Linked DNA regions of Homo sapiens: region 2 is linked to region 1. Evidence: chromatin loops called from intact Hi-C (ENCODE). Cell type or tissue: A673. All regions are shown on one strand. Links, peaks and the distances in the headings refer to the core of each region. The heading gives the core; the rest is flanking DNA.

What was found. Peaks named below come from ENCODE experiments on the same cell type or tissue, not always from the same donor. Only the 100,000 strongest peaks of a DNase experiment are listed, where the experiment ranks them.
Region 2: it touches region 1 in a loop (5-fold over the local background); 11 of 110 quality-filtered maps call a loop at or near these places.

What each region holds. Positions count from the first base shown.
Region 1 is chr12:2,569,315-2,577,202 of GRCh38, forward strand. All of the region lies in intron 13 of CACNA1C (calcium voltage-gated channel subunit alpha1 C), which reads left to right. Among named protein-coding and RNA genes, the nearest start is that of CACNA1C-AS2, 99 kb to the right of the region's middle. In A673, for the core only: no CTCF peak of the experiment used is centred there; no DNase peak of the experiment used is centred there; H3K27me3 peaks cover 1,517 bases.
Region 2 is chr12:1,642,093-1,648,536 of GRCh38, forward strand. WNT5B (Wnt family member 5B) reads left to right here. Exons shown (of 5, transcript NM_032642.3): 5 at 3,702-5,120. The coding sequence ends at 4,160. Among named protein-coding and RNA genes, the nearest start is that of MIR3649, 15 kb to the right of the region's middle. RefSeq lists enhancers at 4,500-5,000, 5,001-5,501. In A673, for the core only: no CTCF peak of the experiment used is centred there; a DNase peak (open chromatin) is centred at 2,639.

The sequences.
Region 1 (7,888 bases), core at 2,807-7,806:
TATAATTCATATCCCATATATTTACCCCTTACAATGTGTAACTTAATTGTTTTTTTATATTCATGGTTATGCAACCATCACCATGTTCTAGTTGTAGAACATTTTCATCACCCCAGAAAGAAACTCCATACCCATTCCACATTTCCCCCATCTTCCCTCCCAGCAACCAAATTCACTTTATGTCTCTATAGAGTTGCCTATTTTGGACCATTCATGTGAGTGAAATCTTATAATATGTGTTTTTGTGATGGCCTCTTTGACTTAGAATAATGTTTTCAAGGGCCATCCATGTTGTAGCATAGATCAGTACTTTGTTTCCTTTTATGGTGAATAATATTCCATTGTAGGGATATACTACATTTTGTGTATTCATGTATCAGTGATGGACATTTGGTTGTTACTATCTTTTGGCTCCTATGAATAATGCTGCTATGAACATTCATGTTCAAGTCTTCCTATAGATGTAGGCTTTTGTTTTTCTTGGATAGGTACCTCGGAGTGGAATTTCTAGATTATTTGGTAACAATATGTTTAAGATTTTGAGGAACTGTCAAACTGTTTTCCAAAGAGACTAAAGCATCTTACATTTCCACCAGCAATGTATAAGGGTTCCAATTTCTTCACATTCTCACAAGCATCGTTTTTAAAGAAAGAATGAAATAGAATAGGAAAACATCAGAGGGTCTCACATGAACGTAAACATTGTTTCATAAAAAGCTGAGATGCAGACCTGACTTGCAGTAGAATACATATTTCTTAATGTGCGTTATGATCAACCTTAGAAGACATATGGGAAACACCTGGAAGGAATTTTCAACCTGTGCCCCTCTAAGGTACAAGTCCCCTGTCCTTAAAAATCTGCTTTGGGGGCTCCCAAAATCTCTGCTTTGGGGAATCTTTGATAACAGGAGCACTAAAACCATCCGTTGGATTGTGATGGGTAAAAAGGGATGGAGGTTGGTGTCTTCAGTTCAGGATCTGGAGCTGATGGCATCTTGCTCAGAGCGTGTTTCTGAGTGTCCCTAGGTGTTGCTCTTCTCGTCACAATTCTCTTGGCAACCACCCAGAGCATGGTCACATGGTGTTGTGGATGGTCCGGGGAGGTAGACATTTAAAGTGTTTCATTTAGTGCACAGAAAGGACTCAATATGCAGAAGCTTTTATTATTCATCTAATATTATGACTGCTATTATTAGAAGGAAGAAAGAGAAGAGAGCTAATAGTGACCTACATATTCACATACTCTTGTTCTTACTTATTTACCCACTACGTATATACTGTGTATTGAGCTCAGAGAGATGGAAAAAATCGAAAAATAAGGCGTATGGCGTGAACTAAATCCAGGAGAAATGTATAGTCTGGTTGGGGAGATGGAGTTTGTGCACATGAAGAGATTAAAGGAAAATCTATGACAGAATATAATGAGCTGGCAAAGTGTGGTGGGCGTGGGAATTACCTGCTGTGAGAAATTGGGAGCAGGAGATAGCTCCTGGAGAAGGTTGAATCTCAGATGAGGGACTTAACAGACACCCACGATTAAAATCCAGAAGTTTAATGCTCCTAAGCAACAGCCTTCTTTCCCTCTCTGACCCCATCGAAAGAGAGCTCTTCCTAAGTGTCCTGAATATGTTGGCATTACAGAAAGTCCTTGGTTTACAGTGAAAGTGGTAGAAATCCTTATATCAGCAATGATTACCATGCACCAGTGCTTACTCTGTGCCAGATAGGGTGAGCAGAGGCCTACGAATGTTAGCTTGAGTGATCCTCCCAAGTACCTACATGAGGATGAGGATAGGCTACTACTATTATTATTCCCACTTTGCAGATGAGAGACTGAGGCTTAGAGAGTTGTCAGTTGCCCAAGGTCACAAAACTGCTCAGAGGTAACACTGGGATTAAAAGGCAAGGCAGGTCTGTGGTCTGACTTGAGGTGCTATACTCCTAACCACTGCCATGCACTGCAGAGCTGAGAGCTGACCTGTCTTCTTGTCTAGGTCCCTGAGACAGGACTTAAAAGATCTTTATGCCCTGGTTCTTGTTAGATAATTGCCGATTCTACTTGCTCCTCCTGGGGTCTGGTAAAACTATTTTTAACTTGCAGTTTTCAATGCCTCTTAAATAATTCTCAAAAGTCCCTGTTTTGGGCTTTTATGTATATATTTCTATAGAAAAGAAATCTTGCTGCTATATATTGTTATGACATCTTGAAAAGATTTAACATTCATTCTATTTTTAATCACCAATTTATTTCTAATCTGAAGATATTGCCAAGAAACCATTTTTAAAAATCTATCTTAATCAGAGAGCTTCCTGTAGTCCCTCCACAAGAAGGAGTAGTAGTATTTTCAGATCTCTATGAAGTCTATAAACAGAAAAAATCATTGTCTAATTGAAAGTGACTGTGGCAAAGGCCGTCATCTTCCTATTTTCAAGTCTCCAAAGCCTCTGGGGGCTTTCGGAAAGCAACAAAGAGACTAATTAGGTTGGGGGATCCCATAAGTCCGTCTCCAGCGCCAGCCTTGGGACTGGGTGACAGTGACCAAGAAAAATGCCTAAAATATGGGTTGGGAGTGGACATTGTGGTCCCTTCAGCTGAACCTTGAAATGGGTCATCTGTGCATGGTCCTGCCATCAGACAAGTGCATGCCTTCTTCTTTTAAAATATCTTGGAAAGTACTTTGCAATGTCTTGCTGCTACTCATATGTAGAAGAAATTTCTTCTCTTTTTTTTTTTTTTTTTTTTTACAATGTAGTCTGAACCAGTAATTGCAATTCTTAAACTTAGCTGAACCCATGAAGGAGTTCATTAAGGAGCTCATCTCTAGAGATTTTGGCCAGCAACTCCTGGAGAGTTCCATGCTAGTGGTCCAATGACCGACCTCACTTGAAGAACCACTGGCCTAATTTCCTACTGCTGCTCTTGGTCTGCTTTCTTCTCCTAAAATACTGCCCTTCATATGCAATCGGAAAACTTGATTATTATTCCTCCTCCTCCTCCTCCTCCTCTTCCTCCTCCTTCTCTTCTTCCTCCTCCTCCTCCTCTCCTCCTCCTTCTCCTCTTCCTCCTCTTCCTCCTCCTTCTTCTCTTCCTCCTCCTCCTGTTCCTCCTCCTCTTCCTCTTCCTGCTCCTTCTCCTCTTCCTCCTCCTCCTCTTCCTCCTTCTCCTCTTCCTCCTCCTCCTCCTCTCCTGCTCCTTCTCCTCTTCCTCCTTCTTCTTCTCTTCCTCCTTCTCCCCTCCTCCTTCTCCTCTCCTCCTCCTTCTCCTCTCCTCCTCCTTCTCCTCTCCTCCTCCTTCTCCTCTTCCTCCTCCTCCTCTCCTCCTCCTTCTCCTCTTCCTCCTCCTCTCTTCCTCCTCTTCCTCCTCCTTCTTCTCTTCCTCCTTCTCCTCTTCCTCCTCCTCTTCCTCCTCCTCTTCCTCTTCCTGCTCCTTCTCCTCTTCCTCCTCCTTCTTCTGTTCCTCCTTCTCCTCTCCTCCTCCTCCTCCTCTCCTCCTTCTCCTCTCCTCCTCCTCCCCTCCTCCTTCTCTTCCTCCTCCTCTTCCTCCTCCTCCTCCTTCTCTTCTTCTTCTCCTCTCCTCCTCTTCTTCCTCCTTCTCCTCCTCCTCTTCCTCCTCCTCCTCTCCTCCTCCTTCTCCTCTTCCTCTTCCTCCTCTCCTCCTCCTCCTCCTGTCCTCTTCCTTCTCCTCCTTCTTCTCCTCCTCCTCCTCCTTCTTCTTCCTTTTCTTCTTCTTCTTCTCTTCCCTCTTCTTTTTTCAAGACAGGATCTCACTCTGTCACCTAGGCTGGAGTGTGGTAGCATAATCATAGCTCACTGTAGCCTCAAACTCCTGGGCTCAAGTGATACTCCAGCCTCGTCTCAGCCTCCCAAGTAACTGGGACTATAAGTGCCATGTCTGGCTAATATTTTTATTTTTTGTAGAGATGGGGTCTCACTATATTGCCCAGGCAGGTCTGGAACTCCTGGACTTAAGAGATCCTCTCACTTGGCTGACCACCTTGCCCAGCCAAAAAACTTGATTCTTACATCTCCACTGTCTTCTCCATACTGTAGTCTCTAATTCTGTCAAGATGGTACTTTTGATAGTTTTTGACTGAGAAAACACATCAAGGTAAGAACTACTATGAATTCAGCAAAGCTTTTAAATTTAAATTCCTACACATCTGTGTATGTTTGAAAAGTGGTAATATGAATGCAAGACAAGGCTGTTTATTCAGAGTAGTATAATGCTTGGTGTACACATGGATTCATGGATCCCTTTCTAGAATTCTAGAATTCCAGGCTGCTCTTCCCTCACCCAGGACCCATGGTCCAAGGGTCGGGAACAGGGATCTAAATCAATGGTTCTTCACCCTGAGGTCATGACACAGTGGTACATCCAGAGCAGCTGGATAGTGATAGCAAATAATTTATTACTGAGAGCTGAAATTCCAAAGTTTGTGAATAGTTTCTTTAAAAAATAAAACAAATTAATATTGTCCTTGTAACATAATAGCATCACTCTGTCACTTGCATTACAAAATGCTTCTATGAATGGGTGAGATCCGGGTGGACTTACAACTCATCCATGATGCCTGAAGGGAGCAGATGTCTTTGATATATCATTATGAGGAAAATGAATTATTTACATACTGACATTTTTTGTGTTTTGTCAAAATCTGAGAACACCTTAGGGAGTATGCTACATGTATGAAGATCATTCATCCTCTTGTTGAGAACACCTTAGGGAATGTGCTACATGTATGAATATCATTCATCCTATTGTTTCAAGACAAAAAAAAGGCCAGGAAGCCTGTACTAGACTGTAAGAAAATTACTTTATAGAAAAGATTGAGGAAGACAAGATTCCTGCTCATTGAAAACAGTGGGGCACACGCATGGCCGGAATCTTTGTCATCTTTGAGTAAATGCCCCAGTACGGTGGGCCTTCCAGCCTCATGATGGATTGGGTTCTTCCACCTGTGGCTCTTGGTGCTGCCCAGATTCAATATCCAGTTTTTCTACTCTTTGTCAGCCCAGTCTGACATATTCTGTGGGGTGGGAGAAGGGCTCCAGACAGATTCAATCCGGACGTGATACCAGTTTACTGATTGCATCTCATTTTTGACACACTTGGTTTTCAAGTGCAGTGAGGCCCCTCTAGCACTTGCTGTTTCCCCTCTCACACCTTCAATCCCTCTTTATTTCTCCTGCTGCTCCTCCCCTGCAGCTCCCTTCCCAGGCCTTGAAATGGGAGCTGGGGCTGATTCAGCACAGACAGATTGGCTCATAAATCTTGGCCACATATGGGCCCCACAGAGCTCCAGGTGAGAGCCGTTAGCACATCTCCCAGGCTCGAAATGTCTCCATGTCCCTACCAGCATCTGGCCTTGAGCAGCAGATCCAGCCCCACACCTTCCCAGCTCTTCCATCACCTTCTAGCCCCCACTCTTCTCAGGCCCCCTGGAGCCTCTGAGCTCATTGAGGGCCATTATTAAGGAAGTCTGTTTGGCAGATGCCCAGTTCCCTGGCAGGGGTCTGTGGCAAAGGTAGCTCAGACTCCAGAGCCTGCAATGTGGCTGTCAACACAATGGGTGGTTCTCCTTTGGTATGGGAATGGACTGGTGTCACCTACTAGGAGAAAGATTAAAAAGATGCAGGTGAGGATGACTCCCTAGCCCTGACACAACTGTGGTTGGAGGGGCCAACTAGGTGACACTGAGTAGCCCCGTGGCCCAGAAGCTCAGAGAAGCATGCTGCTAAGGCCATCCCCAGGTCCAGGCCAGACCACCTTGCCCGCTTGACCAGGTTACACTCCCCATGCAGGTTCCGTTCTTAATGTGACCGAGACATCTGCTGCAAACAGAGAAGACAAGACCTTTGAACTTGTTAACTAAGTCAGCCCTTGCCTCAAAAGTGAAACCACAAAATGGTCTTCCCAGCCTGCTAGAATGGACGGGAGCAGGGGCAGGTACCAGTAGAAACTGAACCGGTAGTTGAGGCCTTGGGGCCCAGGTTGTCCCAGACCAAAATACTCTAGAATTCTGCTTGACTCCTCCTGGCCCAGCCCAGCATATACGGTTCTGCCTCTGGGCATCCTAATCCCTCCCAGCTCTATTGTGTCTTAAGGGGCTGGGGCTCAATTTGACGGAAGCTCTGCTCTGAGGACACCCCCTCCTGTGCTCACTTGCTGGATGGATTCTACCTGCTTCCCCAGGTGGCCTCAGCCAATTCTCACTCCTCTTCACTCCATTGCCTCCCATGAAGCCCCAGCCACACAGATTCACCACAGGGGACTGCTTTATAACTGCTCTTTTAACAATAGATCACTTGCCACCGAAACTAAGAATTTTTTTTTAGCCTTCAGGATGAGAACATTTTGGGCAGGTATCAAACTCAGTTATGACCTTCTCTGGAACACAGAGAGAATAGGGTGGAACATTTGCAGAGCATCCGAAAGTGGTGGGTACTGTTATTTTGAAGATCTCTTATTTATGGCAAGCTCAATGCTCTGCTCTATACCTAGAATAAAGGTAAAGGACCTGGCCCTGAGCTCTTTGAAGCAAAAGGTTCATGAGATGAAAGTTCCAGTTCAAGGAAGGCTCGGGTCACTTTATATTATAGAAGAGGAGGAAGAATTCCACAGAGCCCCAAACCCAGAGACAGACCTAGAGACGGGGAAACAAATGGAGATAAAAGGATTTCTGAACAGATGGTGGTAACTTAAATCAGGAGAGGCAGAGGGAAAAGGTAACAGAAGTGACATGGTGGTCGGCAAGTGAGAGAGCTTAAAGGGAGGCTGGGAGTAGGAAGGTAGAGGGAAGGAGAGAATTTAGGTGGCAGAGAACTTGATGTGATGAAAAGCCCTCAGATGTGCTGTACTTTTAAGGATAAAACAGGGAGCCGAGTGGGTCAGATGGGGGATGGGGTGAGCAGGGACGCACAGTTTGGAGAGAATGATTCCAGCAGCTGGAGAATGGGAAAGGAAAGTTGATGCCAATGATGGCGACGCAGGCAGAGTGTCTGGGGGGTGATCTAGAGCTGGACACCGGCACCCGGGTGCTGTAGAGCCCACAGTACTGAATGTGAGCTTGTGGGCATGTGTGTGCACTGCTCTGATGAGAGAGTGCTTCATTTTTATGCTTTTCCATGAGGCCTGTGACCAAAAGACATGAAGTGCTTTGCTCTGCTGCTGCTCGCTTCTCTCCAAAGCTCTTGCCTTTTTGGTGTGTGAGCGTGTGTATCTCATATTTTTGACCAATGAGGAAAAAAGCTTCAGCTGATTGTGAATGTGCCATTAACCCCTCTAGTTTACCAACAGTGAATCTTCCTAAAAAAGATGGTGATTCTAGGATAGGAGGCCATCATCCAATCTTCAGGCCATAGCTGTGCGAGCCATCAGACCACATTAAGAGGAGGGAGTGTGAGGACCTGCAGGACCGCCAGCTGTTTATTTAAGTGGTTTCACGTCACCCTACCCACCTCAAAGGCTGCCACCTGGACACCTCCAAATCCCATCCATATCAGTGATAGTGAGCCCCCACCCTCAACCTGCTACCAGCCAAGGCCTGCCAGTCTCCAGAATTCAGCCCATCTCCTCTGAACCCTATCAGCATTCTTTGCCACATCATCATTTCAGCAATTCCTTTGTCTCATCTTCTAGATGAGCATATAAAACATCCCTGATAATTTGCACGTTAGGAATGGAAGCCTTCTGCTCAGCAAGCTGAGCACCCCTCGTGATGCCAGGCCCTGGGCAGCAGCCTGCCCCCTTTATCCTGCTGCAAAGGAAAGGAAAGGACAGGTGGCAGGCCTGCCTCGGGCCCAACCCCATCTTTCTCTCTGTTGAATGGGAAGCAACAGTAGGCTGAAGACAAACAGCACAAACAACCATATCTCTGTCTGTCTGTCT
Region 2 (6,444 bases), core at 1-5,000, 930 kb before region 1:
CTGGCAATTGCTGATCTGTGATTATGATAGGCTAACCCAGGGCAGAGAGCCTGGAGCCATCTCAGATGACTTCTGCTCAGGGCGTGTGTGGAGCCACCCGGTCTCTCAGGTGTCTTGGCTGTCTCCCAGTCTATTTGCCCACGTCTTTGGGTGTCTGGGCCTGAGGAGTAGAGATGTCAATGAAGGGGTTAAGATCCGCACTTTATCTCCTGACTGCCCAGAGTCGATCCAGTTTTTGAAATCTTAGTTGAAACACTGCCCTCCCCAGTCCCCATTGTTAGTAGTTTTTCTCCCACCTGATCTTCAATCGGGCATTCTTGCTCTTCTCAGGTATTCCTTACTCTATCTACCTTTGCCTTGGTAGGTTGGCGGTAGGTTCCTGTGGGCAGGGATTGCCCTCTCTGCCCCTTTGCTTCAACCCTGTATGTGCTGTATGTGGGTGGGACAAATGGATATACACAGAGGAGTTCCGTGTTGCCTCCTCGGGAGAGGTCAGATTCACGGAGGCTGCTTGTGGCTCTGCTGAGCTGCGCTGTGGTGTCTGCACGTGCCTGTGATCAGGCAGGTGACACCCACTCTTCCCCTTTCCCCTGCTGCTGGGTCTCACTTTATTGCCCTTAATTGTTTGTTGTCTTGTCCGGGCTGTTATCTGGCAGCCTTCCCTCCCATCAGGCTTGTTCCTGGCTTGCTCACCTTCCCTGTCTGTCTCCCCGCTTAGCCCCTTCCTTCAGGCCCCACACCTCTCCTCTTCCTTAACTCCTTATCTCTCCCTTTGCCTCTGCCTGCTTCAGGTTGGGAATTCCTGGCCCCCTTTATTTTTTATCCTCTCTCCAAGGAACAGGCCTCGGCCATCAGTCACCATCTGAGGCCAGAGGTATTCACTGCTTGCCTCCTCACACCTACACACAAAGTTCTCCAGCAAGGACTGAGTGATGGCTGGGATGGAAAATAGACAAGTATTTTAGAACCATATTAAAAAGAAAAAAAGATTATCCAGGATCTGATGTCTTGACACAGAGTAAATCTTAGGCTACTTTGCCAGAAGTTTCTCTTGGCCTGCAAGAGCATCTAGTAGCTCCTTCTTAGACGGTGGCGGCAACACCAGTGGCTGATGGTGTTTTGCCACTCAAGGATTTCTAAGCATTTTCCAGATAAAAGCCTGGTGCCTAATCCTGTAACATTCCTGTCTGTCACCAGGCTCAGCACACCATTAGATAGAAGTGGAAGAGGAGCTGAGAGGCGCTTTTCCAGGGACAGATCGTAGAACTAAAACTTTTTTCTTTTTTTTTGAGACGGAGTTTCGCTCTTGTTGCCCAGGCTGGAGTGCAATGGCGCGATCTCGGCTCACTGCAAACCTCTGCTTCCCAGGTTCAAGCGATTCTTCTGCCTCAGCCTCCCTAGTAGCTGGGATTACAAGCATGTGCCACCACGCCTGGGCTAATTTTGCATTTTTAGTAGAGACGGGGTTTCTCCATGTTGGTCAGGCTGGTCTTGAACTCCCGACCTCAGGTGATCCGCCCGCCTTGGCCTCCTAAAGTGCTGGGATTACAGGCATAAGCCACCATGCCCGGCGAACTAAAACATTTTTGAAAGCTTTTTTTTTTTTTTTTTTTGCTTTTTGAATTAGCAGTCTGGGCTGAAAATCGGCATTTCCCCCTATCGCCTACAAAAGGAGCCTATATATATATATATATATCTACAAAAGGAGATTTTGTATATATACATATATATATATAAAATCAGTAGTAAAATATGAAAAAAATTGCAGATATTCCTATCTCTACAATGTCTTTGAATTCAGGGAAGGATGGAGGGGGTGTTTAAGCTGGTGCACTTCCTCTTGGATTTGTTTTCCTAAAATTCTGGTCCTTGCCCTGCAGGGTCTTGCTCCGACTCTCCTTCCCCAACTCTGTCTGAGTGTTTGCCCCTGCAAGAGATGCTTATCCGTGCTCCGAGTTGCTAAGTGGCAAAGTGCACAGTTTCCAACCCTTAATGTTTCCTCCTCTCAGCAGTGCCAGACGCCTGTCATCCATCTCTAAGCCAAGGACCATTTCCAGAGGAATGTCAGGCTGCAGCTCAGACCCAGGGCATTTGGGATGGAAGGGTCATTGCAGGCCCCATCTTTGAAGTGTCTGTCAGGATGGGGTGTCAGTTCCTTTATGTCTTGGACCTGGAGCTGCCCGGCTAAGTGCTGGTGCCTTTAACCTTGGGGAGAGCCTTCCTTCCTCCTCTGCTCTAAGCCAGCTTTAAGCCCCGAGATTGGAGTGGATAAGTGCTTGTTATTCTGAGTCCTTTCTGGGTGGCCTTGGAGGTTAGTGAGCCTCTCTAGAGCTTCAGTTTCTCCACCATAAAATAGTGGGAATAATTCCGTACCAGAAAAAACTCAGGAAGACTTTTGCCAACAGTCATATGCACTGATGATGGCTGTGCTGTCTCTTGCACCTGCAGTGGTCTCTGCTTAGCTCTGAATAAAGACACAATCTGGGGGCTCTTGAAAAGAAATCTAAGAGAAACCCTTGAAAAATGAGTCCTGACTCAGTTGGTGACAATAGCCATGCATAAGAAAATGCTCTGCAGCCGGCTTGCGTTTTCATCCCGCCATCTGCACGTCTAGGCCTGCTGCCAGGGTTGGTTGCCATGGTGCGTCAGCATGCTGCCGTTGAAAAGCACTCTGTAAGCAGCTTTCTGGTCTGCTCTTGCTTTTACATTTTGATTTGGGATAACTCAAGTTCAAATCTACTCCACGTTGTGGCGGTTCTGTGACTTCTGGGGTAGACTTGTTTTAGATGAACCGCTCCTGCAGGCAGGCCCAGCTGCTTGCAGTTCCCTTGCACGTTGCTTCACTGTGTTACTCCAGCTCTCCCAAGGGGGCGTCTGGGGGCTGCTCGGGAGGAAGACGGTGGTCTTGCTCACAAATGGATGGTGTATGGCAAGACTCCTGATGACTCTATGGAGTTAGTGACTACATGGTAACATGGGGAAAGGGACCATTTAATTCTCAGGGTATTTGACAGGATCAGGGAGAGTTTTGGGCTAACCACGGCTATGCCAGTGATTTCTGTGATAGGCTTGTGATACAATTGGATTCTTTTTTCTGACTTGTGCTCCTATTACGCAAAAGCTGGACACATTTTGTTATTTTGTTTTGTTTTGCTTTGTTTCTAGAGATGGAGTCTTGCCCTGTTGCCCAGGCTGGAGTGCAGTGGCACAAGCATAGCTTGCTGCATCCTCAAATTCCTGGGCTCAAGTGATCCTCCTTCCTCAGCCTCCCCAGTAGCTGGGACTACAGGCACCAGCCACAGTGCCTGGCTGTATTTTGTTGGTTATTATTTATTTGTTTGAGGCTTTGATCAAGATGGAGATATCTTTGTTTTCCGATTGTGAAAAGGATGCATTGATTGTAACAGGTTTTGAGGAATGAGAAACCAGTAGAGTAGAAAGTGAAAGTGCCTGGTGCCATCCTCCCGGCTGATGGGGACAAGTTGCCTTGCCGCCCCAGGGTTCTTTTCTGTGGTGCCTCTTTTATGTTTTCCCCCTGAGCACCTGAGCATCTTGGAAAGATCTTTGCATGCATTTGAAAAGCTATCTATCCCCTACCCTACCGGCCCCTCCTGTGTACTAGGCCTGTGGCTACCCCAGCCACCCTCTGGGCCTCTTCCACCGGGATCCTCCTTCTTACTGCCTTCTTTCTCTTCCCCTAGGCTGTGTATAAGATGGCAGACGTAGCCTGCAAATGCCACGGCGTCTCGGGGTCCTGCAGCCTCAAGACCTGCTGGCTGCAGCTGGCCGAGTTCCGCAAGGTCGGGGACCGGCTGAAGGAGAAGTACGACAGCGCGGCCGCCATGCGCGTCACCCGCAAGGGCCGGCTGGAGCTGGTCAACAGCCGCTTCACCCAGCCCACCCCGGAGGACCTGGTCTATGTGGACCCCAGCCCCGACTACTGCCTGCGCAACGAGAGCACGGGCTCCCTGGGCACGCAGGGCCGCCTCTGCAACAAGACCTCGGAGGGCATGGATGGCTGTGAGCTCATGTGCTGCGGGCGTGGCTACAACCAGTTCAAGAGCGTGCAGGTGGAGCGCTGCCACTGCAAGTTCCACTGGTGCTGCTTCGTCAGGTGTAAGAAGTGCACGGAGATCGTGGACCAGTACATCTGTAAATAGCCCGGAGGGCCTGCTCCCGGCCCCCCTGCACTCTGCCTCACAAAGGTCTATATTATATAAATCTATATAAATCTATTTTATATTTGTATAAGTAAATGGGTGGGTGCTATACAATGGAAAGATGAAAATGGAAAGGAAGAGCTTATTTAAGAGACGCTGGAGATCTCTGAGGAGTGGACTTTGCTGGTTCTCTCCTCTTGGTGGGTGGGAGACAGGGCTTTTTCTCTCCCTCTGGCGAGGACTCTCAGGATGTAGGGACTTGGAAATATTTACTGTCTGTCCACCACGGCCTGGAGGAGGGAGGTTGTGGTTGGATGGAGGAGATGATCTTGTCTGGAAGTCTAGAGTCTTTGTTGGTTAGAGGACTGCCTGTGATCCTGGCCACTAGGCCAAGAGGCCCTATGAAGGTGGCGGGAACTCAGCTTCAACCTCGATGTCTTCAGGGTCTTGTCCAGAATGTAGATGGGTTCCGTAAGAGGCCTGGTGCTCTCTTACTCTTTCATCCACGTGCACTTGTGCGGCATCTGCAGTTTACAGGAACGGCTCCTTCCCTAAAATGAGAAGTCCAAGGTCATCTCTGGCCCAGTGACCACAGAGAGATCTGCACCTCCCGGACTTCAGGCCTGCCTTTCCAGCGAGAATTCTTCATCCTCCACGGTTCACTAGCTCCTACCTGAAGAGGAAAGGGGGCCATTTGACCTGACATGTCAGGAAAGCCCTAAACTGAATGTTTGCGCCTGGGCTGCAGAAGCCAGGGTGCATGACCAGGCTGCGTGGACGTTATACTGTCTTCCCCCACCCCCGGGGAGGGGAAGCTTGAGCTGCTGCTGTCACTCCTCCACCGAGGGAGGCCTCACAAACCACAGGACGCTGCAACGGGTCAGGCTGGCGGGCCCGGCGTGCTCATCATCTCTGCCCCAGGTGTACGGTTTCTCTCTGACATTAAATGCCCTTCATGGAGGTTTTGCTCCCTTTCCTTATTTGGACCCACGCTGATCTTTCATGAGTCTCCTTTTATTTTTTATTTGGCCTTTAGAACTCTGCTCTGCAGTGTGGATGAGGGTAAGGAAATTGAGACTCCTTAGACTGTATAGTCTGGTGATCAGGGAGAGGAACAGATGAATGTTTTGAGAATTAAATAAGGTGATGCATTTAGGCATTCACCCCAAGAGCTAGCACAGTTAAACACTCAGGAAGTGGTAGCCATTAATATTACTGCTATACACAAGGGAGTTCAGAAATTTAAATTGAAACCTCACATTTACCTGCCTCTTTCCCTTCCCCTATTTGATAGCCTACCAAGCGAACCCTGGCTTGTTCCCTGGGTCCCTGTTAAAGCACGGGTAATGGGGATGCCCTTTGCCGTCTCCTCTGTGTTGCTGTCTGCAATTTTGGACTCCAGTATCTGGGGCCAGGAGGGTAAGGCTGAGCTTGAGGATCCAGGAAGGGAGATGTTATTATCCTAAAAAGGGAGGAAGGAGTGATTGAGGGAGACATGGAGCCAGGCTGCTGTAGAGTGACCAGCCTGCAGGTGAGCCGGTAACTACAGAAAGACATCAGTTTTATTCTAGAAAACTTTATTTCTGGAGAAATAATTAATGTGTTAATTTGGGTTATAATGAGCAAATGATATTGCAAAACTGCTTAAAAGAGATTCTGCCTGAGGGCATTTATGCCATGCATACTACCTGTCTCTTTAGTACCTGAGGGAGAATGTTCTGACCCAACCAAGAACCTCAGACCTAGAGTTATTTCACCTGTAGCTAACTCACACTGTTACCCAGATTCCTTTGGTTGATACTTTCAAGGTGACATTTCATTTTCATGAAAGAAAATGATTGAAGTTATGGCCGGGCAGGGTGGCTCATGCCTGTAATCCCAGCACTTTGGGAGGCTGAGGTGGGTGGATCGCTGGAGGTCAGGAGTTCAAGACCAGCCTTGCCTACATGGCGAAACCCCATCTCTACTAAAAATACAAAAATTAGCTAGGCATGGTGGTGCATACTTGTAATCCCAGCTACTTGGGGGCTGAGGCAGGAGAATTGTTTGAACCTGAGAGACAGAAGTTGCAGTGAGCCAAGATCATGCCACTGCACTCCAGCCTGGGCAACATAGTGAGACCCTGTCTCGAAAGAAAAAAAAATGATTGAAGTGAATTGGTCTACAAAAGATGAAAACCATGTCCTCGTCTTCATTCATTGACATTTAACCATCTTAACCACCTTTAACCATAACTATCCAGATGCACAGATCAACCATGATAATAGGGTTTTGAAACACTGGC